2 separate regions of the Homo sapiens genome follow, and region 1 is linked to region 2. A link is a loop called in an ENCODE intact Hi-C map of the cell type or tissue named here. Cell type or tissue: endothelial cell of umbilical vein. All regions are shown on one strand. Each heading gives the region's core, and the rest is flanking DNA. Links, peaks and the distances in the headings are about the cores only. Region 1 overlaps LOC124906367 (small nucleolar RNA U13). Region 2 holds the start of DYNC1LI1 (dynein cytoplasmic 1 light intermediate chain 1).

The links. Hi-C counts contacts between places; a loop is a spot of excess contacts. Peaks named below come from ENCODE experiments on the same cell type or tissue, not always from the same donor. Only the 100,000 strongest peaks of a DNase experiment are listed, where the experiment ranks them.
Region 1: a loop joins it to region 2, with 13 times the contacts of the local background. A loop is called at or near these places in 3 of 110 quality-filtered maps.

What each region holds. Positions count from the first base shown.
Region 1 is chr3:32,172,690-32,184,923 of GRCh38, reverse strand. It overlaps LOC124906367 (small nucleolar RNA U13), which reads right to left; the gene lies at 12,169-12,234. Among named protein-coding and RNA genes, the nearest start is that of CMTM8, 60 kb to the left of the region's middle. RefSeq lists enhancers at 6,492-6,661, 6,967-7,136 and a cis regulatory region at 7,051. In endothelial cell of umbilical vein, for the core only: CTCF peaks have their summits at 6,856 (motif pointing left), 7,499 (motif pointing left) and 9,132 (motif pointing left); DNase peaks (open chromatin) are centred at 6,853, 7,473 and 9,093.
Region 2 is chr3:32,566,708-32,578,360 of GRCh38, reverse strand. DYNC1LI1 (dynein cytoplasmic 1 light intermediate chain 1) reads left to right here and starts at 7,503. Exons shown (of 13, transcript NM_016141.4): 1 at 7,503-7,736; 2 at 7,942-8,015. The coding sequence starts at 7,591. RefSeq lists silencers at 7,306-7,565, 7,746-8,235 and an enhancer at 7,510-8,295. In endothelial cell of umbilical vein, for the core only: no CTCF peak of the experiment used is centred there; DNase peaks (open chromatin) are centred at 7,460 and 8,520; H3K4me3 peaks cover 2,395 bases; H3K27ac peaks cover 1,595 bases.

The DNA of each region.
Region 1 (12,234 bases), core at 2,704-10,703, 390 kb after region 2:
CACCATTGCACTCCAGCCTGGGCAATACAACGAGACTCCGTCTCAAAAAAAAAAAAAAAAAAAAAACGAATAGTCCATTGTTGTATGTGTAGACCATATTTTGTTTCTCCATTCATCTCAGCGGACACTTGGATTTCTGCTACTTTTTGGCTATTGTGATTAATATTGCTCTGAATGTCAGCGTACAAATATCTGAATCCTTGCTTTCAATTCTTGTGGGTATATACCCAGAAGTGGAACTACTAGATCATATGCTAATTCTATTTTTAAGTTTTTGACGAACCACTATACTATTTTCCATAGCGGCTGCACCATTTTATGTTCCCACCAACAATGCAAAGCAGTTCCAATTTTCCCACATCCTTACTAACTCTTGTTATTAACTACATATTGTGAAAAAAATAACGTTCCTAATGAGTGAGGTGGTATCTCATTGTGGTTTTGGTTTGCATTTCTCTAGTGATTAGTGATGTTGGGCATCCTTTCATGTGCTTATTGCCATTGTATATCTTTGGAGGAATGCCTATTTAAGCCCTTTGTCAGTTTTTTAATTGAGTGTTTTTGTTGTTGTTGAGTTGTAGGAATTCTTTGTATATTCTGGATATCAATCCTTTATGAGTTATATGATTTGCAAATATGTTCTCCCATTCTGTGGGCTGCCTATAAACAATATAAAAAGAGCTGAAAAAGACTTTCTTTTGTCTTTCTTTCCTTTTTTTTTTTCTTTTTTTTATGAAGTCTCGCTCTGTTGCCCAGGCTGGAGTGCAGTGGTGCAATCTCGGCTCACTGCAGCCTCCGCCTCCCAGGTTCAAGGGATTCTCCTGCCTCAGCCTTCTGAGTAGCTGGGATTACAGATGTGCATCACCACGCCCAGCTAATTTTTGTAATTTTAGTAGTGATGGGGTTTCACCACGTTGGCCAGGTGGTCTCGAACTCCTGACCTCAAGTGATTCGCCCACCTTGACTTCCCAAAGTGCTGGGATTACAGGCATGAGCCACCATGCCCGGCTGAAAAGGACTTTCTAAGTGTGGTGCCAAAGCAGAAATTATAAGGAAACTAATTGAACAATTTGACTACATAAAGATAAAGGTGTTAGTTATGATAAAAATATCATAAACCAAAAGGCAAACGACATTGAAAGTATTTTTTTTACATTTTATCGTAATAGCTTTTTAATATATAGGAAATAAAAATCAATAAGCAAAAGGTACGACCCAGTAAAGTTAAATAGGGCAAAAGACACATACAGTTATACAAGCAGAAATACACAATCCTGTCTACACCTGAAAAGTCTCGTGGAAGCAAAACTGATCTCTTGCCTCCGTTAAGTCCCATGGTTAGAGGAAAACAAACATTTTGAACCCTCTCTAATTCTAGCCCCCCAAATAAATGAACTCTTGAGCATTTCCTGTAAGTTGCTGACTACTTAATGCAAACAACTTTATCCCAGACTTTTGCAAAACTGCTGTCTGAAGACTACCCCAGCCTTTGTAGAAATGATAACCCCGTAAGAAAATTGCCGGTTTTCTGTCATGAACACACCAACTACAAATTCAGTAACCTTGGTAAGTTTGCAGTGTTTGCTGTTAATGACCTGTTGTGTTTTTTATCTGATGAGCAGTTCCTTCTGAGGTCCCTGTATTTCTTGCAAGTAAACTTTTTCCTTTTCTAAATTCTATTATCTCCAAATCTTCAACTTAGTGATACTTAAATGCAAATTGAAAATATGAAGATGCCATTTTCACCTATTAAATGAGCAAAGTTGTATTTTTCCAAGATATTGCTCAATGCCAGATGGATGGGCACTAACCTGGGCACTCATACGTGGCTGGTAGGCAGTTGAGTCATATTTATTGAAAGCTTTCAAAATCTACCCTTCAAATCCTGTAATTCTACCACTAGCAATAGACCAATGGATATAATTAGGTTGTGTATCCCCAAATTAAAATAAAACTCTAAAAATGCCATCAACTTATACATGGTTAAATATATTCCCTAAGGATATTTAATACTATGGGAAAATGCTCTTGGTTTAATACAAAATGAAAAAAAAGATGAGATCATACAGGGTGATTGAAATTTTGACATTGAAACCATATATATGGCATCCAAAAAATCAAGAGGAAAAATAAAGCATTTTAATTACTACCCTTTTCCTTTCTTTAAGAAGAAAAAGAAATCATTCTATTCTGCTGACATTTAATAACAGAGAACAGTAAAACTTCTTAAGTTTAATTAATTTAGAATCACATATAATGTTCTGTGTTAAAGTGGATGAAACTGGATGTGATGGTTAGGAATGAAGAAAATAAACAAGACGGGGCAGAGAAAGAAAAGGGAGAGGTTGGGCACAGCGGCTCACACCTGTAATCCCAGCAATTTGGGAGGCTGAGGCCAGTAGATCACCCGAGGTCAGGAGTTCCAGACCAGCCTGGCCGACATGATGAAACCTCGTCTCTACTAAAAACACACAAAAAGTTAGCTGGGCATGGTGGCACAGGCCTGTAATCCCAGCTACTTGGGATGCTGAGGCACGAGAATAGCTTGAACCTGGGAGGCAGAGGTTGCAATGAGCCGAGATTGCGCCATTGCACTCCAGCCTGGGTGACAGAGTGAGACTCAGTCTCAAAAAAAAAAAAAAAAAAAAAAAAAAGAAAGAAAGAAAGAAAAAAAAAAAAGAAAAGGGAGTGGAAGACAGGCATGATAGTACAGGAATGCAGCAGAGTGACAGACAGACTTGGACACCTAGGCATAATGATCAAATGAAATCAATCCATGGTGTCCTGTTTCTCTCTTTCTCTCTCTCCCCCCTCGTTCTCTCTCTCCTACTCTACACACACACATACACACGTATACACACACACCCCAGCCTGTTGTTTCAGAAAGCTGTCATAGAAACCAATGAAGAAGTCAGCGCTGTGAATCAACAGGAACACAGATTCTTCTGCAGATACATGTACTAAAGTTGAAAGAAATGATGTTCACATCAAATCCTTGTCAATAGAGCACATGCAGGAACATGCACGCTGGAGTTTGCAAAGGACATCAGAGATGTCTCAGAAGTTGCGATCAGTTGTTCTGGAGGAAAAATAAATCACATTGCAAGCGGCTCAATGCCCTTCTGTGGAAATTGCCAATAAGCATTGTGTGCATACTCCCACCTCCAGGAGGCAGGGACCTCAGGCCAGGTTACTCGATTATTTATTGGAGATCTGATTTAAAAGAATGAAACCAGTTTAAAAAATAAAAAAGGCAGGGCAGGGGAGTAGGCAAGGACTAGCTGAAAGAAAAGAACAGGCAGTTATTTACAAAGGACACGCACATGCGCACAGACGCGCAGGTGCAGACCTGTAATGTGATCAGAAAGGCAGTGTACCAGAAAATGAAGCAAAAGTCTTTAGTGAAGATCAAAACCAGAAGTAATTGTCCATGGCAGGCCCGGGGTACTGTAATGCTAAGCAAGCCATGCTGGCTTCTGTGGGCACAGAACTCACCACCCACGAAAGATCTCTGACTTGCTGGGTTAAAGGAGGTCTGTCCTCTCTCAAACTAAGACTCACACCCTGGATTGCCCAGGTTTGAGAACTCTTTATCAGATTAAAAGCCTCTAAGGAATCTGCCTCAAGTAGTAGAAAAATATCCCAGATTTGGAATTAGGAAAGTGTCACAAACACAGGAGAATTAGCACTAGGTATCTGGAAAATAAAGCAGGGTTCTCTGGCCCAGTATGAGAGAAATAGATCAAGTTAACAGCGTAGTCATTTAGGTGCTTGTGGAGAGACCCCAAGAAGCGATTTGACACCTGTATGTGCCCTTCCTGGTGTGGATTTCAGGAACCCCGGGGCCTTTGATTCTCAGGTGGTCACTCCTTTCGGTAAGTCAAGGTGACACAATCTCTGAGGTGGCTGAAAAGACCATAGCCAGAAAGTCCAGAGGATGCACACACATACCTGTGAGTTGGATAATGGCAGGATGCACGGTGCAAACACCACGCATCCCTCTCCTGTTTCCTTTAACTCCAAGAGAAGTGACCTCAATCTGGGGCATTACTGTGCCACTATCTGGAACAGAAATGGGGCAGGGTTGTAAATGACAAGGAAACATAGGCAACCCCCCCCAGTAAGGTGGCAAAGCCTTTTGTGGATACAAAGGGTGGATGCTGAACTCCTCACCCCCACCCATGAGAAGGTTACTGTGGTGACTGCTGTGTGAGCCCAGTGACAGGGAACAGAAACACATGCGTTCAAGGAAATCGTCGGAGGGATGAGAAGGGAGAGAAATTGATTTGACAGCTTGTTGCTGCCACAGCTTCCTTAGCAAAGATAAGATCAGGATGGGGTTTATTTAAAAAGAGACATCCTGATGTCTACCCAAGATGTCCATTCTTATTGTATTTACTCTGTTGGCAGGAGTAAGGAAGAAGTCACTTTTGGGTAAACGCTGCTTAAAGTAGTAGCCATTCCAAATTTGCAGAGCAAATTTGTAAACGGAGAACTGAAAATGAACCAAGAAAAACTAGCACATCCTTGGCAACCTACCCTTCACAGGGCTTCAGCTGTGTTTTCTTAGAAACACAAACCATCTTTGTCAACAGAGCCTTGACACCCACTCATAAGGTGTACTGGCCGTCATACTCCAGTCCCTTTAAAAAGGGGCCTGCAGCTCCTTCACCGAGAACCAGTCAGTTTTGCTTAACAGAATTGCAAATTTGGTGGCTTAAATCATGTAGACTAAACATCCCTAAATGAAAGTGGTTTACAGAAAAAAGTTGGGATTGCTCCTCAAAGATCTCTGCATCAGGTCTGGCTGTTCAGTGGGATCCCGTGGGAGCTCTGGAGACACTCTAAGTCTGGGACCCACTCTAGAGCAGTGAAATCAGAATCTCGGAAAGGCGGGCAGGTCCTTGGCATTGTTCCCAAAGGCTTCCAGGTGATTTCAACACTCACCCGGGTGAGAAAGAGTGGTCCAGGGCGGAGCTTGTCAAAGCAAATGGGCACAGGACTCACCTGGGGATCTCCTTCAAGTTCAGAGTCTAATCCAGACAGGTCTGCGAGACGAGAGTGAGTTTCTAACGAGCTTCAGGTGATGCTGATGCTCTTGATCCCAGGCCACACAGGATAACAAGGGTCCCCAGGCCTACCTCTTTAATTATAGGGATTGGAATGGAGGATTTTCACCAATGAAGTACAGTTCAAAGCCAGTCAGAAACTTTTTGATCATCATGGTAAAAACAAAACAAAACAAACAAAACCAACTTTATTTATGTGTGAGGAGAGGTCAGGGGTAAGCAATCAGATCAGATGAGTAGAAATCAGATGCTATTAAAAACAGTTTTGAATTTCAGTTACATTTTTCAGTAAACATTACTTCAACTGATGAATGGGAAAACAATGTAGCATATCCCTACGATGGAATATTATTTGGTCATAAAAAGGAATGGAGTTCTGATACATACTACAACATGGATAAACCTTGAAAAATTAGGCTAAATGAAAGAAGCCAGTCACAATAGACCACATATTATATGATTCCATTTATATGTCCAGAATAGGCAAATTGATAGAGACAGAAGGTAGGTTGGTGGTTGCTTAGGGTTGGGGATGGGGGAATAGGGAAATGATAGCCAAAAGGTGAAGGTTTTTTTTTTTCAAGTTGGTGAAAATGTTCTAAAATTGTAACAAAAACCCATCGTACACTTTCAATGGTTGAATTGTATGATATATGAACTACATCTCAATAAAACTGTTATAAAATACTGGAAGATCTTTGCAGTGCATATAAGCAACCAAATATACAAAGGATATATATTTTAAATGTATTGCATATACTATATTATAGTCTTTAATATATTATCTTTATATAATATACAAGCATACATTATATATAATATAAAATATTAAGATTATGTAAGGACAGACTTTCAGGAGCAAGTCAACTCAAAAAAAAAAAAAAAAGGAAGAAGAAAAGAAAAGGAAAACAGAGGAAATGCACAGTCAACTCACAAAAGGAAATTGGAAGGCCAACGAACACAAGGAAAGAAGCTCAACATCTTTGGAAATCAGGGAAATGAACATTAAAATATCAACCAGATACCATTTCAGACCTATCAGATTGGCAAAAACCTACACAAATTAGTATGGCAACACCAGGTGATGCCAAATGTGGAGAAATGAGAATTCTTCTATACTAATAATGGTGGGAGAATAGATTGGTCCAAGTTCTTTGAAAAGCAATTTAGTAATATTTTAGTAAATTTGAAGATGTGAGTATCCCATGGCTTCCTAGTATATACCCATGAGAAAGTCTCACTTAGGTACACAAGAGGCATGCACAGAAATATTTCCCATTTTGTTTCTTTATTAGTAAAAAAAAAAAGAGAACCTTCAAACAACCTAAATCCCATCAATAGGGAAATGAATAACTAGAATGGGATTTATTCATATAATGGAAAGTAAGACAGCAGATAAAAAGAAATGAATTTGAGCTATTGTATGCAATAAAAATATTTAAAATAGAATTCATATTTTATCTCCTTCAAAATGAGACTAAATAGAGCAAAAGTATAGGAGAAAGTCGAGTTGATAAATATATATATTGCTTGCATCTGGCACACCATCACTCCTGCCACACTGCATTGGCAAAGCAAGTCACAAGAGCAAAGCCAGATTTGAGGGCCTGGGAGATATACCGTGTCTGTAAAGCCTGTAAAGTCTTGTGGCAAAATGCATGGATTCAGGGAGGGATGAAGTGGAGCCAAGATCTACTACATCACTATGTCATTTGTTCTGCCAAATCGCCATGTCATGTGCCTATTTCCAGACAGGAACCAACTGGAACAGAGCATCCCCTAGTGGTCATCTGTGGGCTAGATACTGAGGACACACAGTATCAGTAGAACCTCTGGCTTAGGGAGAACTGCCCAGTCACCAGAACACGTTGTATGCACAAAATGATCAGTAAGATATTCAACTTGAAGCCACAATTGACCCATGTGTTGAAGGAAAGGTAGGACTAAGTGTCCAGTGGAGACAAGGATGCTCTGGGAAGGAGAGGTGCCTTGAAGAAAGACTGGTGGTAGCCATACCTCTGTGCCTTTGTAAAATGGGACTATTACCACCTTCCCTGAAATAAGTTATAGGAAAGGGCCCGACACATAGTAACCGCTCAGAAAATGTTAATAGGCTCCAGAAACTGAGCTGTAATCCCGATCTGCATCCACATCCCACTCACTTTTCCAGCTACCACGGCACTGTCCCTTCTTCCCCCACTCCCAGGCTTTCTGCCATCACAGAGCCTTAGCACATGCTGCTACCTTTACCTGGAACACCTCTTCCTTCCCTATTTAATTCCACCCCATCCTGCTACATGGGTCGAGGGTCACTTCCTCAGGAAAGCTTTCCTTGACCCTAGTTACAACTTTGCTTAGCACACGACATGTCCTCAATAAGTATCTGTTAAATGAACGTTGTTGGTTGAATAACCCTTGCGCAGTGCTGCCCTCAAGTGATTATCCTGGGTATTGCAATAATTAATTTCAAACGGTTGTCACACTTAGGACGGCAGGATCAATGAGAACAGAGTCCTGAATGAGTAAGTCCTGAGCAATGGGATGCAAGATTCATAAATTACCCGCAAGAAATGAAATGTGAACTTCTGAAGTTCAGGCCTCACCCTGGACACTGTGCTGGGCTTAGACTCCCGCTTCTTCCTTCCTGCCACACAGATACTTCCTTCACCCAACTCTGGCTTCAGTAACTGCCTGGACACTGGCCTCACCCAACATCTCTGCTCCTCATCCCCTTTTGATCTGTTGTCCAGAGTGTCCTCTTGCTTCCTGCACATCTCCCCACAAAGGTCCCAAGCAATTCCATCCAAATATGGATTTGTCATTTTCTCTCTGGGTTCTTTCCATCATGAAGTCCCCTAATATGTTCAGGGAATTGGGAAAAGCAAATGACATGTTTTCTGACTTCTCAAGAAACCCAAGATAAAAGATACTATTTACAGAAAAGAAAATTAAGGCCTAGGGGGAAGTTAGCTCCCCAAGTTCACACAGGTCTAAAATTTGAACCCCCACCTGACTCCAAAGTTCTGAAACTAGAGATGGACTAGTTTTAGGGGGTTATGACTTTAAGAAAAATAAAAATCTATGAAAACAAAGTTTGGTACAGGGCCTTAGAAAGGATTTACACAAGTGAGGGTCTTGAAGCTTACATTTCATTAGCTTCATGATTACACAGCATCCTAGTGAAAATTATGCTGTCTCCAAAGATAACAGACAAGCAAACCAGAAAGATTAGGATGCAAAGAGGTTTTATCTTTCCTACCACTCTCCTTGCTGAAACTGCCTCCTTTAAAAGTATTTCCCAGGTGTGTTCCTGGAATCTTTCCTAAAAGCAGAAAGCAGGAAGCAAGTGTTTTTGCTTTTGTCAGAATGTCAGTGTCAGAATGAGAGACAGAAGAAAACAGAAATTTAGTAAAGATGTTCATAAGTGGGTCTCCGACATCAAGGAAGAGAAAGAGATCAAGAAGCAACAAAAGTCCCCCAGACATCTAGGTGGACACAGGCCAGCAGTGAAAGTAAAGCTGCTGTATGTCAAAATGTGTGGTCTGGGAGTTTCCGGATAGCTGAACACATGGAGGTCCCCGGAGGCTGGCGTGCCCAGGGAGGGCGTAGAAGCTCCATGCCCCTGGCCCCATACCTGACCCTATGCATCTCTTCATTTGTATCCTTTGTATTCTGGGGACTCACATTTTGCTCCAGACCTCTATTTCCCAGGCTTTGTCCCCTTGCAGAGAAAGGCCGCATCAACTCTATTTTTCCTGTTTAAAAAATTTGCCTGCTAACCTAGGGATTGACAGACTTCAAGCCAAATCTGACCCACTGTCTATATTTGTAAATAAAGTTTTATTGGAATAACAAGAAGAAATTGTGGTCTGTTTTGAGTTTAAAAGTCAAAGTGAAACGTAGACACTGGGCGCTTTCTAGTACAAATTTAGTTTAGTTCATAAGAAATACGTGTTCTTCTAAAAACTTGACCAAAATGCCATAGGAATAGTGATGTCTTTCACAGCATGCCAACTGCCTAGGGAAGTTATTCACGAAGAGCGACCTCTAGTGGGCAAGGGTCATAGTTAATTAGAACCTGGAACTCTCCCAGAAAAGCATCTTACCCCCATTTCAGCTTGTTTTGACAACAGCTTGAAGAGGTTTTGAATAAATAGTGAATTTGTGATTAAAAAAATGTTTCTTGTTTTAACATTCGTTATAAACATCTCATTTACATGAACATTTCTGTGACTATAAAAACTTTCAAGGCCAGGTGCGGTGGCTTACACCTGTGATCCCCGCACTTTGGGAGGCCGAGGTGAGTAGATCACCTGAGGTCAGGAGTTCAAGACCAGCCTGACCAACATGGTGAAACCCCGTCTCTACTAAAAATACAAAAAACTAGCTGGGCGTGATGGCGGGTGCCTGTAATCCTAGCTACTTGGGAGGCTGAGGCAGAATTGCTTGAACCTGGGAAGTGGAGGTTGCAGTGAGCCAAGATTGTGCCATTGCACTCCAGCCTGAGTGACAGAGCAAGACCCTGTCTCAAAAAAAAAAAAAAAAAAACTTTCAGTACCAACTATTACAACTATATAGTAAGATGGCTGCTTTAACACAATTGTAGTTTTGAATAACAAAAAATTTTATTTTTTACAGTGAAACTGACAGGAGAGACATAAATTATTAAGTACAAAGGCTCACATTTCTGGGACTTATTTGGTTCAATTTAGGTCTCTGGTTATTATAAAGAATTCCCTAATAGAGGCTGTAGAGGTAATTAGGAACAGAAAGTGAGGTCAGAAGCATAAATTGCAGCCATCTTTGTGAAGGGGGATTTGGCGGTTTCCATTAAAGTATAGAACACACATACCTTTGAGCCAGCAATTCCGCTTCCAGGATTTTATGATGTAGATTCACTCATATAAATGAGCAGAAATCCATGTGCAAGAATGTTTTCTGCACCAGTTATTATAATAAAAAGAAAACAAACATTTATCTGTAATAAACTAAGGAAGAGTCATAGAAAATGATGCAGATATGTAGAATGATGTAGGAGATTATATTGATACAGAAAGTTCAATATTAAAACTATTAAAAAAGTTTTAAAACAGTATTGTCTTAAAATATATCGCATGCATGAACACAGTACATTTATGAAAGTCTGCAAAAGAATTGAATGATTACACTTTCAACCCTTCACATCATTGTTTGCTTTTGCTTAACTATGAACACCCATTACTCAAAGGAGTTAATGTAGTCTTATCTAAGAGTTAAGAACACAGACTTTTAAGCCAAACTCCCCAGGTCCAAAACGTGGCCTCATTAATTACTATCTCTGTTATTTGGACACGTTCTTTATCCTCTTTGTGCCTTAGTTTCCCCATCTGTATATGGGGGTGATACATTTTTATTAATGTTCATCTATGCAAAGCACTTAGAACAGTGCTAAAAGTGGGCCAGGCATGGTGGCTTATACCGATAATCCCAGCACTTTGGGGGGCCAAGGCAGGAGAATCACTTGAGGCCAGGAGTTCAAGATCAGCCTTGGTAACATGGTGAGACCCTGGTTTCACAAAATATTCAGAAATTAGCTGGGTGTGGTGGCTCATGCCTGAAGTCCCAGCTATTGGAAGAAGCTGAGGCAGGAGGAATGCTTCAGCCCAGGAGTTGGAGGCTGCAGTGGGCTAGGATCGAGCCACTGCAGTCCAGCCTGGGCAACAGAGGGAAACCCTGACTAAAAAGAAAGAAAAAGAGCAGTGCTGAAAGTGTTTCGCTACTGTTATTTTAACTTACAATTTTAAAAACTAGGTGTTGATATATTAGGGAAAATTGGGTGAAGGGTACCTTTGCAATTTACTATGAATCCGTAATTATTTCAAAGTAAAAAGTTAAACATGCAGTTATTAAAAATAACTGATATAAAAGATTGTCAAGATGTCATGTTAAGTAAAAAAAGCAAGATGTGTAACAATGCATCAAGTAAGCTCAATTTTATGTAGAGAAATGGGGAAGGGAATGAGAATATATATATTTTGCTTATGTGTGTGAAATGAAATTCTAGAAGAGATTGTTAAAAACTAATAACTACTTGGGAAGCAGGCTTTATTTTTGAACCAAATGACTGTGTTACCTATTGAAAAATTATTTAAAAATAAGACTAGTAACAAAAATGCAAATAACACTTCCATCATAGCATAAAAGCATTTCCATTTGTAACGAGTCAAATAACACCAATTTGACAAATAACAGGGTGCATTGAGTTCAACAGTAAAGTACTTTCCAGTGGCACTATTTCACTCACAATGTGTACAATTCAGACAAGTTTAATTCCTAAGTCTTTGAGGGGGAGCTGAAGAACCACTCCTTCAGGTTTCAGACAGACAGGTTTCAGGAGGTTACAAGTAGCATATGGCCTTATCTAAGATCTAGTGACATTTCTAACTTAAAGCTTTTGAAATGAGGAAGACATCTTAAGGACATCACCACCTGGTGAAGACTTCTCTGATGTTAAGCACATGTTATAAGTCCTGGAACTTGCTGGCATTAGTCCTAGAGAAAGAAGGATGAGGCTGAGCATGGTGGCTCATGCCTATAATCCCAGCACTTTGGGAGGCCGAGGCGGATGGATCACGAGATCAGGGGTTTGAGACCAGCCTGGCCAACATGGTGAAACCCCGTCTCTACTAAAAATACAAAAATTAGCCGGGTGTGGTGGCATGCACCTGTAATCCCAGCTACTCTGGAGGCTGAGGTAGGAGAATCACTTGAACCTGGGAGGCGGAGGTTGCAGTGAGCCTAGACTATGCCATTGCACTCCAGCCTGGGTGACAGAGTAAGACTCTGTCTCAAAAAAAAAAAAAAAAATAGAGTGAGAGGGAGAAAGAAGGACTATTGGATATACAAATTTGGATTTAGCCAGAGTTATCCTGGGTAGGGAAGAGTCAGACAGACATACCCATAGGCACGCCCACACTCATATATAGCCTCCTGTGTCCAAAAAAGTGATGGCAAAACAGACACTGTGATGCTGTAGTGACCAAGGGATTAAAATTTCCCTAATCTCTTGATGTTTCTGCAAGTTCAATTTTTAAATTCCTGAAACATCTATTTTTTTTCATGTCTGATAATAAGCAGATGTTGTGACAAGTTTGATTGGGGGCACATCTCATACATGAGCATGAAA
Region 2 (11,653 bases), core at 3,654-11,653:
TGGTTGGGTCTGCTGGGAGAGACGGCTAGCAAGGACTCTGCAAATTCTAGCATTATCAGTTTGTCTCAAATGTCAGGAATGTTACCAAAAAAAAAGATTCACATATTGTGTAGAGGATGGGACTATTTAAACTCTGAAGTCCTTTTCAACGCTATCATTTGAATTGCTCAGAGTGAAACTTTAAGGGTCCACTCATCTTGCTTACTTCCTTTTTCTTTTGATTTTGGCTTTTCAGCCAGCATTTATATCAACTGTGACTGCCAGCATTTGGCACCATGGGTGAAGCAGGTTTTATTTGAAAATCTGCTTGTGGCAGCCTGTGGAACTGATATAATAGGAAGCAGCCCAAGTGGTAGCTGCCTTGTTTTGGTTCCCAAACAGAGAAGGAGGCATCCCCAAAAGAAAGAGGAAGTGGTTCTGCAGTACCCACCTCCAGACCTACGGAAAGTTCCCCTCCCAGTCAAACTAGTTTTCTGCAGAGCTCTTGTGTCTGTCCAGTGATCACTTTTCTTGAGATAGAGAAATACCCAATGTGACCTTGAGAAAGCTGATGAGTTTGCAGAGGACGCTGGTCGACAGAGAGAGAGGAGAGAAGAGAAGCAAGCAGAGAGGAGAGACGTGTAGCTCTTGGGAGACAGGAAGCTGGAGAGAGGAGGAGCTGTCTCACTTTTGGCTAGTGTTCCATTTCCCACTTACAAGCCCTGAGTCTCAGCTGAATTAGAAACCAAACTAAAAGGCAGAGCCATCTGGGATACACCCGGGGAATCCCAGTAGGACCTAAGCACTTCCCAGATTTAACACGGTAGTATTATTGATGAGCCTAAGGAAGCCAAGGGCCTTCAGGAAAACATAAATCTATATTTATATAACTTGTTAAAATAGGAAAGGAGTGGGGTGTGTAATATACTTTTAAGTGATTTATATTTTTAAAATGGTTAAGGCTGGGTGTGATGGCTCATGTTTGTAATCCCAGTGCTTTGAGAGGCTAAGACAGGAAGATGGCTTGAGTCCAGGAGTTTGAGACAAGCCTGGGTAACATAGTGAGAACTTCTCTCTACCAAAACAAAACAAAACAAAACAAAACAAACAAACAAAAATCAGCCTGGGTAACAAAGCAAAACCCTGTCTCTATAAAAACTTTGAAAATTAGCTGGGCGTGGTGGCTTGCACCTGTAGTCCCAGTTACTCAGGAGGCTGAGGTGGGAGGATCACTTGAGTCCAGGAGGTCGAGGTTGCGGTAAGCTGAGATCAGGTCACTGCATTCCAGCCTGGATGATAGTGTGACCTTGTCTAAAAAAAAAATGAGCTGGAACATGGTGGCACACAGGTATAGTCCTAGCTACTCAGGAGGCTGAGGCAGGAGGTTCACTTAAGCCCCAGGGCTCAAAATTACAGTGAGCCATGATTGTCCCACAGCACTCCAGCCTGAGCAACAGAGAAAGACCCTGTCTCTAAATAAATTAATTTAATGGTTAAAATATCATAAAAGAGAGCTCCTGCTTTCAGGTGTTAGAATGAAGAATTTTTATCTTCTTCTCTTAAACACACACACACAAGCATGTGCACACGTGCCCACACACACACCCCCCATTCTAAAATTTTGGAACACTGGTAACAAGTAGGTTCATTCATTTATTCATATCTTCAGCAAATCTTTACAGAAGGCCTGCTATGTTCCAGGTACTAAGTGCTTGGGATACATTACTGAAGAAGATAAAGATCCTTGCCCTCACAGAGCTTGAGTTCTACTAAACAAGTAAATCCTATACCATGTTAGACGATAATAAGTGCTATGGAGAACAAAAAGGACAGCAAGGTAAGGAGAATCTGGAATTTCAGAGGTGAAGGGCCAGAGTGCAATGTTAAATGGAGAGGTCAGGATAGACCTCACTGAGAAGTTGAGAATGGAGCACACTCACTGCAGGAGAAGAGGGAGTTGGCCAACTGGCTACCTGGGGGAAGATACTGGGATGGACAGCTCCTCACCTCCTTCAAAACAGAAGGAACAGCTAGAACGAAGGCCTCAAAGCAAAGAGACACACAACAGATTCAAGAAACAGCAGTGGGGCTGATGTGGCTGAAAGGGGGAAATTGAAGGGAAGAGTGGAACGGATAAAGTCAGAGAGGCGGTGGGGCCAGATCCTGCATGGCGTTATGGGTCATTGTAACATCTTTGTCTTTTCCTCCGACTGAAATGAGGAGCCACTGTTGGGTTTTGAGCATAGAAGTGACGTGGTCTCACTTACATTCTTAAAGGATCACTCTAGATGTTATGTTGAAGAGCCTTTTACAGAATTTAGGCAAGAAATGATAGCTCAGGTCAAAGGGTATCAGGGGAAGTGCGGTAAGAAGTTGGATTGTGGGTATATTTTGAAGGTAGAGACAACAGGATTCCTCATGGATTCAATGTGTGGTGTGAGACAAATAGAGAAGTCAAGCATGACTCAGGTTTTGGGCCTAAGCAACAAAGAAACAAGGAGTTGCTACCCAATGGGGAAAGCCATAGGTAGAAGATACTTTGTTCCCATAGGACAGAAGTTCAGTTTGGGGCATGTTGAGTTTGAGATATCTATTAGATATTGAAGTGGAGATGTGGAATAGGCAGTTGGCTATATTAACTTGGAGTTCCAGATGGAGCTCTGGGCTGGAGCAATAAATTTAGAAGTCTTTATCATATAGATGGAATTTAAAGTAGTTAGACTGGATGACATCACCAAGGGAGTGAGTGTAGAGAGAGAAGAGGAACAAAGACTGAGTCCAAGAGAGAGAAGAGGAACAAAGACTGAGTCCTGGGGTCCTTGAACACATAGCAGTCAGAAAAATGAGTAAAGAAAAGGAGACTGGGAAGGAACAGCTACCAAGGGAGGAAAAACACAAAGAGAACATGGTGACCTGGCAGCGACATGAAGGATATCCAGAAGGAATGAGCAACTGTATCCTGTGTTGTTGATAGGTCAACAAAGACAAGGATAAAGAGTGTACCATTGTATTAAGCAATAAGGGGGTCATTGACAAGGGTAAGAGCAGTTTCTGTAGAGTCATAGGGGTAAAAGCCTGATTGAAGTGAGCCATAAGGGCAAGGGGGAAGAGGAATTTAAGATAGCATAGAGAGACAATTCTTTTAAAGAGTTTTGATGGCAAAGAAAGGAAAGAGGCCCGGCGTGGTAGCTCACACTTGTAATCCCAGCACTTTGGGAGGCTGAGGAGGGCAGATCTCTTGTGATCAGGAGTTCAAGACCTGCCTGGCCAACAGGTGAAACCCTGTCTCTAATACAAAAATTAGCCAGGTGTGGTGGTGTGCACCTGTAATCCCAGCTACCCAGAAGGCTGAGGCAGGAGAATAGCTTGAATCCCGGAGGCGGTGGTTGCAGTGAGCCGAGATTGCACCACTGCACTCCAGCCTGGGAGACAGAGGGAGACCCTCAAATAAAAGGAAAGATATGTAGTAGTAGCTGGTGAAGGAATGGGGTTCAGGGAAATGTTTCTTTCTTTTTTTTAAAATTAGAGAATCAATAGTATGTTTGTATGTTAATGGCAATAATCTAGTGGAAATAAAAAATGATTATATAGAGAAAGGGAATAATTGTTGGAACAATGTCATTGAGTTGAGGATAGGAGATGGGTTCTAGTGCATAGAGAATGCTTTAGTATAAGAGTATGGATTATTCTTTCGATACTTAGCAGGAGGGAAGAGTATGAAAGTGCAAATAATGGAAGGGGGATAGATGTGTTAGTGGGAATTTGTAGAAGTTGCAAAGGATTCCAATAAGGAGAAAAAAGAACACATAACAAAGATTTAGAAATCAGAATGGCTTTGGATTTCTCAATGGTAACACTAGAATCTAACAGATAAGGGGGCCAAGGCTTTAAAAACCTAAGGGAAGATAGCTTGTAACTCAAGAATTCTATACTTAACCAAACTATTATTAAGTGAGGGTAGATTAAATGCATTTTCAAACACAGGAGGTGTGCTAGATATCTTGTTTGCCCCTTGAGATCCTTCTCTATTCCCACTTTGTGCTCAGGGAGGTAGACCTGCATGGATTGCTTCACTTGGGTCTCTTGTCCTCTGGCTCCTGGTTGGGTTTGGTCAAAGGGCAACACTGGTGGGAGACCAGGGGGCAGAAAGAAAGGGATGGATACTGTGTTCCTTTACTGAAGACTATAAATCTTGGTGGGCAACACTTTCCTATAAGCTGCATCTCTCTCTGGATTCTAGTAAACATTCCTTCCTCTATCCCTTTCAAGCCTAAGGCTTCCTGCTGTTGCTAGTCCTATCTCTTCACACTGTTCACACCTTTGTAAACAGTCCCTTTATTAAGCTTTCCTCTAGCACCCCCTTAAGAATGCCATTTTTCCTCTGGTTGACCTTGACTGGATACACTGGTGTCCAAAGACTTACCAGTGAGCCTTTTTATCAGAAAACTATTGGGGGAAGTTCTCCACTAAAACAAGAAGACACAAGATTGAGGCAAAGGGAATCTTCTGAACAATGGTGAAAGATCACAGGATGACAGCTGTGTATTCAGTTTCAGAATAACCAACTCAGAATGGAGCAGGCTAGAAGGTTCTTAAAGGTGTCTTTAAGAAGGTAAAATTGTTAAAATACCTAACAAGGAGTTTTACACAGCTGGGACGGGAATTTGAAACTGAATTAAAGACATGGAAATCTAAGCAAATGAAAAAGAAGATGGTTGGCCGGGCGCAGTGGCTCACGCCTGTAATCCCAGCACTTTGGGAGGCCAAGGCGGGTGGATCACCTGAGGTCAGGAGTTTGAGACTAGGCTGACCAACAAGGTGAAACGCCGTTTCTACTAAAAATACAAAAATTAGCCAGGTGTGTTGGCAGGCACCTGTAGTCCCAGCTACTCGGGAGGCTGAGACAGGAGAATTGCTTGAACCCAGAAGGCGGAGGTTGCAGTGAGCCGAGATCGCACCAATGCACTCCAGCCTAGGCGATGGAGCAAGACTCCGTCTCAAAAAAAAAAAAAAAAAAAAGAAAAAAGAAAAACAAGATGGTTATTAATTTTAGATGTAAGAAAACATTGGGCAATAAAGAAAAAGCAATCATAGTATAGAAAACAGGTCAATTATAAAACAGCATTTATGCAACAAAAATTCCAAGGGACTGATGAATTATTTCCTTTTATAGACTTCCTCATAATATATAGCTTCCCTATTTTTGTAATGTAGAGGTTTTCACAGAAGGTATTTACCAGAATAGCATCTAAAATTACGAGGACATTTATTTTAACATGGTTTGGCCTAGGTCATTTTACAGACTAGACAGTAAAAAATCTCAGCTTATCTATAAACTTCTGATCTGTGTGACCTGGGGTAGGTTACTTAATTTTGCTGACCCTTACAAAGTATGAGGATTGCAAATACAACACACAGAGTGCCTGGCACATAGTAGGCATTCATAAATGACCACTTTTGTCAGCCACCTTAATGGAAGAATGCTGGATAGGGATATTATAAAACCACAAGGAATACAACTTTGACCTCAATTTAGGTGGGTAGTTGAGCATCTGGAAGTCATGAGGTGTTGAAGCCTGACACTATTATAAAAGTAAACACTTCTCAGACTAAGCAAATATGATATGGAACTGACAACAAAATTGAGGGGAAAATGCTCTGAGGAAGATGACTGAAAGAATAAAGTACAGAGTAAAATGGCTTTCAGAGGGGCCAAGAGCAGTATACAGCTCTCCTTTAGAACAGTAACATAAAGACTCAGCTTCTCCTGGGGGTCTCCATCCTGCTTTGTGCCACAGAAAGTGTAGGACTACTGGGGAGGGTTCTGGTTCCTTTCTTAAGTATATAAACAACAAAATCAAAAGTTTTATTTTATTTATTTATTTATTTATTTAGTGACAGGGTCTTGCTCTGTCATCCAGGCTGGATTGCAGTGGCATGATCACAGTTCACTGCAGCCTCGACCTCCTGGACTCAGGTGATCCTCCCACCTCAGCCTCCTAAATAGCTGGGACTATAGGCACACACCACCACGCTTGGCTAATTTTTTGTAGAGCCGGGGTTTCGCCATGTTGCCCAGGCTGGTCAAGAACTCCTGGGCTTAAGCAATCTGCCTGCCTTGGCCTCCCAAAGCGCTGGCATTACAGGTGACAAAGAATTTTAGCTCCAAGAGTTCTTTAGGCCCATCACTTCTAGAGGTTGGTCAGATATTAATGGTGTGAAAGGTAAAGAAAGTCATTGATAACAATTAACATGTGGTAAGCGCTTAAGATTTGCCAGTCGTTATTCTAAGCCATTTTACATGAATCATCCCGTTTAATCTCAATAACAACTCTAAGTTCTTTTATCCTCATTTGACAGATAAGGAAACTGAGACTCACGGAGGTTAAGTAAATTGCCTAAGGTTACACAGCCAGTAAACTCGAAGAGCTAGACCTGAACTCAGATTTGCCAGCCTCCAAAGGCTTCCAGACTTCTAACCGTAATGCTAATATATAGCAAATAGTCTTTAGTTGTGGATTTTCTCACTAGCATAACAGCATTGATCAGGCCATATTCTAGCAAGTGATTTTCAAATATGAAGTGACAGAGATAACATACAAAGGCCAGGCAATTTTAAGCAAATGCTCTTACAGGTGTACTAGGACAGAGCCTTAAAACCAATGACTCCTTCTAAACATGGAGTTCAGACATTCAAATACCTTTACCTAGTAAAGTTCTAATAGAAAAGGAGTTATTTTAGGGCTAGTATAAGTCCATCCATGTATTCCCAGTGTCAACTGTGCTCGACGTAGTAAGTGTGGAATCAATGTCTAGTGACCGGTTAGATGACCCGCATAGTGGATCTTTTCAAATCTCACATGGAGGATCTCATACAAAAACATTAAGAACATTAAAGCAAGCCCTGACAATAATTTTTAAAAAATAACAGTCTATTTCCAGGGTAAACAATTACTTTGTCACGCCGCTGCTTAGGGGCTCGGAGAACCTGCTTCTGATGTGGGTCCAGGTTGAGGAACACTTCGCCACTTGAGAACGCAAATAAAGTCCAGAAATCCAGGACCACAGCAATACTCCAGCCCAGGGTTGCAGGGCAGCCTCTTTACCAGCCGGGCGACCCATTTCTATCTTGGCGCCGGCGAAGCGCCGGTTTGGGCGGGGGACCGCTCTCAGCCTGAACAGTGGGTGGGCCGGCAATGACAATGCAGGAATTCCGCGCAGGCCGCAGGGTTTGGGGACCTGTCTGAAGGGTGGGAGGGAGCACTTTTCACCTGACACACCCAACCCCCCTGCCGCAGCCCAGGGCCGCGGATGAGCGGAAGGAAAGCACTTCCATACTGTCAGATCACTGGGCTTCAGTTGCAGCATAGCGGCCCACCCCGCCGCCCGCGTACGCTCAGCCCCTCAGCGCCGGCCAGGCAGCCACGCACGCGCAGTCCGTTCTCGCTCGCTCCATCAGTCCTGGCCCGGCCCGGGGCCCCGCCCCCGCAGGCCCCGCCCCGCTCCCGTGCGCTGAACGCCCCATATCCGGGTTCCCGCCGCCTCCACCGCCACCGCCTCAGCCGCCTCGCACATTTAGTCTTGCCGGGAGTGGTGTGATTCCCGACCAAGATGGCGGCCGTGGGGCGAGTCGGCTCCTTCGGTTCTTCTCCGCCGGGATTATCCTCGACTTACACTGGCGGCCCCTTGGGCAACGAGATAGCGTCGGGCAACGGTGGCGCCGCGGCAGGCGACGACGAGGACGGGCAGAACCTTTGGTAACGACTCCACCTCTCCCTCAGCCCCCGCTGGCTCCCCCGGCCTTGCGCGGACGCCTCGGGATCCCGTGCCCGCTGGAGCTCGGCGCCGGGCCCGGCCACTGCGTTCCCGGCAGCCCCATCCCCGGCGCGCCGAGGCCGGGTCCGTCCCTCCCGCGCTGCGGCTCCGGCCTCCGGCCTCACCGTACGCCTTGCTTCCCGTTAGGTCCTGCATCCTCAGCGAGGTCTCCACCCGCTCGCGCTCCAAGCTCCCTGCGGGGAAGAACGTGCTACTGCTGGGTAAGTGTTCCCTGCCTCGCCCCGCCCCGCCCGGCCCCCAGCGGCCCGGGGTACCTGGTCCGCGGGCTAGCTCGCTGGCTCTCTTTGTGCGGACAGCCGGCCCAGCCCCGCCCCGCCTCGCCTCCCGACCTGTCGCGGATGGCTGGGAGAGAAGGGGAACACGAGACCCTTGACCCAGGACCTGCGGGGACCCGCCCTCCCTCAGGTTCCTCCTCCTCCTCCCCGGTATATGGGGGTGGCCCTGACAGCTTCCCCTGGGAAGGACAGAATTCGATCGCTCATCTGAGGGATTCTCGTGGCCTGGGGTTTATCTAGAAAATGACAGGTTTTCTTTCATCACAAAAATTGGTAGCAGGAGGCTCTTTGCGAGAGCTGCAGCGCAAATGGCATGCCATTAATATTTAATAGCTGACTCTTTGTATAATTGACAGAAGCTAGAACTAAGACCTGGCGATAAATGTTCTTGATTCAGCGTTCTCTGGTACAATGTGCTCGTGTTGCAGCTACCTTAACTGTCACATATAATTCTGAAATTTGTAAAGGGCAGTAGAACACAACTTTCTAGTTAAGTCTTTTCAGCCAAATGGATGTAATAAGGAGAAACGGTCCAGTGTCAGTTCTCCTGATTGTTCTGTATCTCCTCGGCTCTCTGGAAGTTGTGTATTCTGTTTCTTTAGTGACTCTGGGGGTGGGGATAGAGGACTGAGGGAGAATAGTTCGCAGATTCGCATTTTTCTAGGCTTAGCTCCTGAATCATTTATAGGAGAAATTTCTCTATATAGCTCTTTACATGCGAGATAACTGAAGTTTGGCTTATACGATGATTAAATTTAAAAACTTTGGTATTTGGTGTCGGCTCAATACCAGAGTTTTTTGTTGTTGTTGTTGTTGTTTTGGTTATATCCATCTAAAAACAGGAAACAAGAAGTCAAATACTACTTGATAGGCTGCGTGGTTAAATATGAATGTTTACATAGAAAAAATTACTTTTTTAATAGACTGCTGCCAAGCAAGAATATATGATTATTGATATTCTTTAAAGCTACATGGAGCTAGTTGAAAAATTAGTTTTTACCCTTGTTTTTAATGTGGTTGAAAGCACCTACTGAAGATTAGCCTGGATTGAGTCACTGCCCTATCACATATAAGCCCTAGGATCTTAAGCAAGTTGCTTGACATCTATAAACCTCAGTTTCTTCATCTTTAAAATGGTTGTTATAGAAATAATAATACTTGCCTCTAGGGTTGTGGCGGGAATCAAATGAGTTAATGTTTGTATCGTGGTAATATTTGCAAGTGATACTTTGTCATGGATTTATCTTAAACTGCATTAGAAAATATTTGTGATCAGAACTTTTTAAAAAATTGAATTAGTGCCTACATAAGTGATATTCATAGGGCAAAAATAAATTAGGATCCAAAAGCAAAAAAAAATTGTATAATATATTTTTAGTTTACTAATTTAAACAAATTACTACTCATTTCTAAGGTAAAATGGATTTAAGCTCATATGACCTCATTGAAATTGATTCTATTTTAATTAAATATTTGGAAACACTGTCATGGTAAAGGTAAGATTCAGTAGTTTTGTTCTTATTTTATACATTTTGTCCAGTTATTTCTGCACATTAGATATTGTGTAGATGATTCTGTTTATGGTAAAACAAAAGTGGCAGTTTTGTTCATTTTTTGGTATACCTAATTTGCACTGAGGTTGTGCCATTTTTTTTTTAACACCCCTTTGACACTGGGTCTGTGCATGGGACTGAGTGTTCTTAGAGGTCCCAGCCTCCTTCACTCCACCATACAAGAATAGATTAAATTTCCTTTTTTATGAACTTAATAGTTCATAAAGTGCATCTAATATCAGGTAATATGAGCTTGAAATTTAATATTTTTCTTTCAGTACTATTGGGATTTTCATCAGAGAGTCCTTTTCAGCTTTGGAAGGAGCTAATAACTGATTTGTATACTGGTTACAAAAATAGAGTTAACTTTCTAAAATACCCCTGAAGATTTCTTACAGACATTTCACCGTCACATATGGCAGCATTCACTCTGTGCTGGTGGAGGAAAGAAATACCAAATAGGGATTGTGGTTTTCTTTGTTATGAGTTTGAAGGTGCTAGGCAGGAGGATGCTTGACCCTAATACATCTTTCATGAATGCAAGTGGTCTCTGGAGTCTCTTATTTAAAAAAACAAATCTAAGGCCAGGCACAGTGGCCCACGCCTGTAATCCCAGCATTTTGGGAGGCCGAGGGGTGGATCGTTTGAGCTCAGGAGTTGGAGACCAGCCTGGGTAGTATGGTGAAACCCCATGTCTACAAAAAATAAAAAAATTGGCCTGGCACGGCAGCTCCTGCCTGTAATCCCAGACTTTAGGAGGCCTAGGTGAGCGGATCACCTGAAGTTAGGAGTTAGAGACCAGCCTGGTCAATATGGTGAAACCCCATCTCTACTACAAATACAAAAATTAGCTGGGCATGGTGGCACACACCTGTAATCCCAGTTACTCGGGAGGCTGAGGCAGGAGAATTGCTTGAGCCCGGGAGGCGGAGGTTGCAGTGAGCCAAGATCGTGCCACTGCACTCCAGCCTGGGTGACAGAGCGAGACTCTGTCTCAAAAAAAAAAAAAAAAAAGGCCGGGTATGATGGTGCATGCCTGTAGTCTCAGCTACTCAGGAGGCTAAGGTGGAGGGACAACTTGAGCCCTGGAGGCAGAAGTTGCAGTGAGCTGAGATTACGCCATTGCACTCCAGCCTGGGCAACAGAGTGAGACCCTGTCTCAAAATAATAATAATAATAATAATAAATAAAATAAAAAACCAAATCTGAGCCTATGACAAGGCTTTACATTTCAGAAACAACCTAGAATAGGAACAATGATATAGCCCTAAGTACTCCCCTCACAACACACACAAATTGCAGTTTAGCTTGCCACATTCTCTCTCCTCCTACAACCTGATGGGAGTAAAGGGTCATGTATGTGTAGTAACGTGTGTATGTGTAAGAGCCATTGTCAAAGGATTTTCATACAAATCTCATTTCACCTCCTCTCTCCTCCCTGATCAGGGCACCAATTTATAGATGGGGTAATGAATTGTAGAGACCTGTTAAGTGGATTTTCCAAGGTCACACAACATAAGGGCCCTGTTCTGTGACTCTGGCATGGATTTCTAACTTGATAGAAGTTCCTGCAAGGGAGAGAGTGCCAGGTACAAAACTCTTTCTACTCAAAGCCTGTCTTTGAACAAAAGTACTGGTAATTATTTTAAAGGAAAATCCAAATATTTATTGGATTCTGGGATGCAGCTGTTGCAATGGCACTTGTGTTTAAGTAATCATTTAATCTGCCTAGGCCTGACTTCTAATGAAATCCAAAAAGTCTATGATATTAACTCTTCTTTCTTGAAAGGTTTTGAGAATGGATTTCATTAAGATTTGTTTTTAATAAAGGTAGGACTTCTTGCACATGTATTTTAAGTAGGTTCTAACCTCTAAATTGTTTTTTTAAGAACTGCATTTTCATTTTTACCTTTTATATTTAATTACTTTTAATACAATTGATTATATTTGTTTTTTTGTTTGTTTGTTTGTTTGTTTTTGAGATGGAGTTTCACTCTTGTTGCCCCGGCT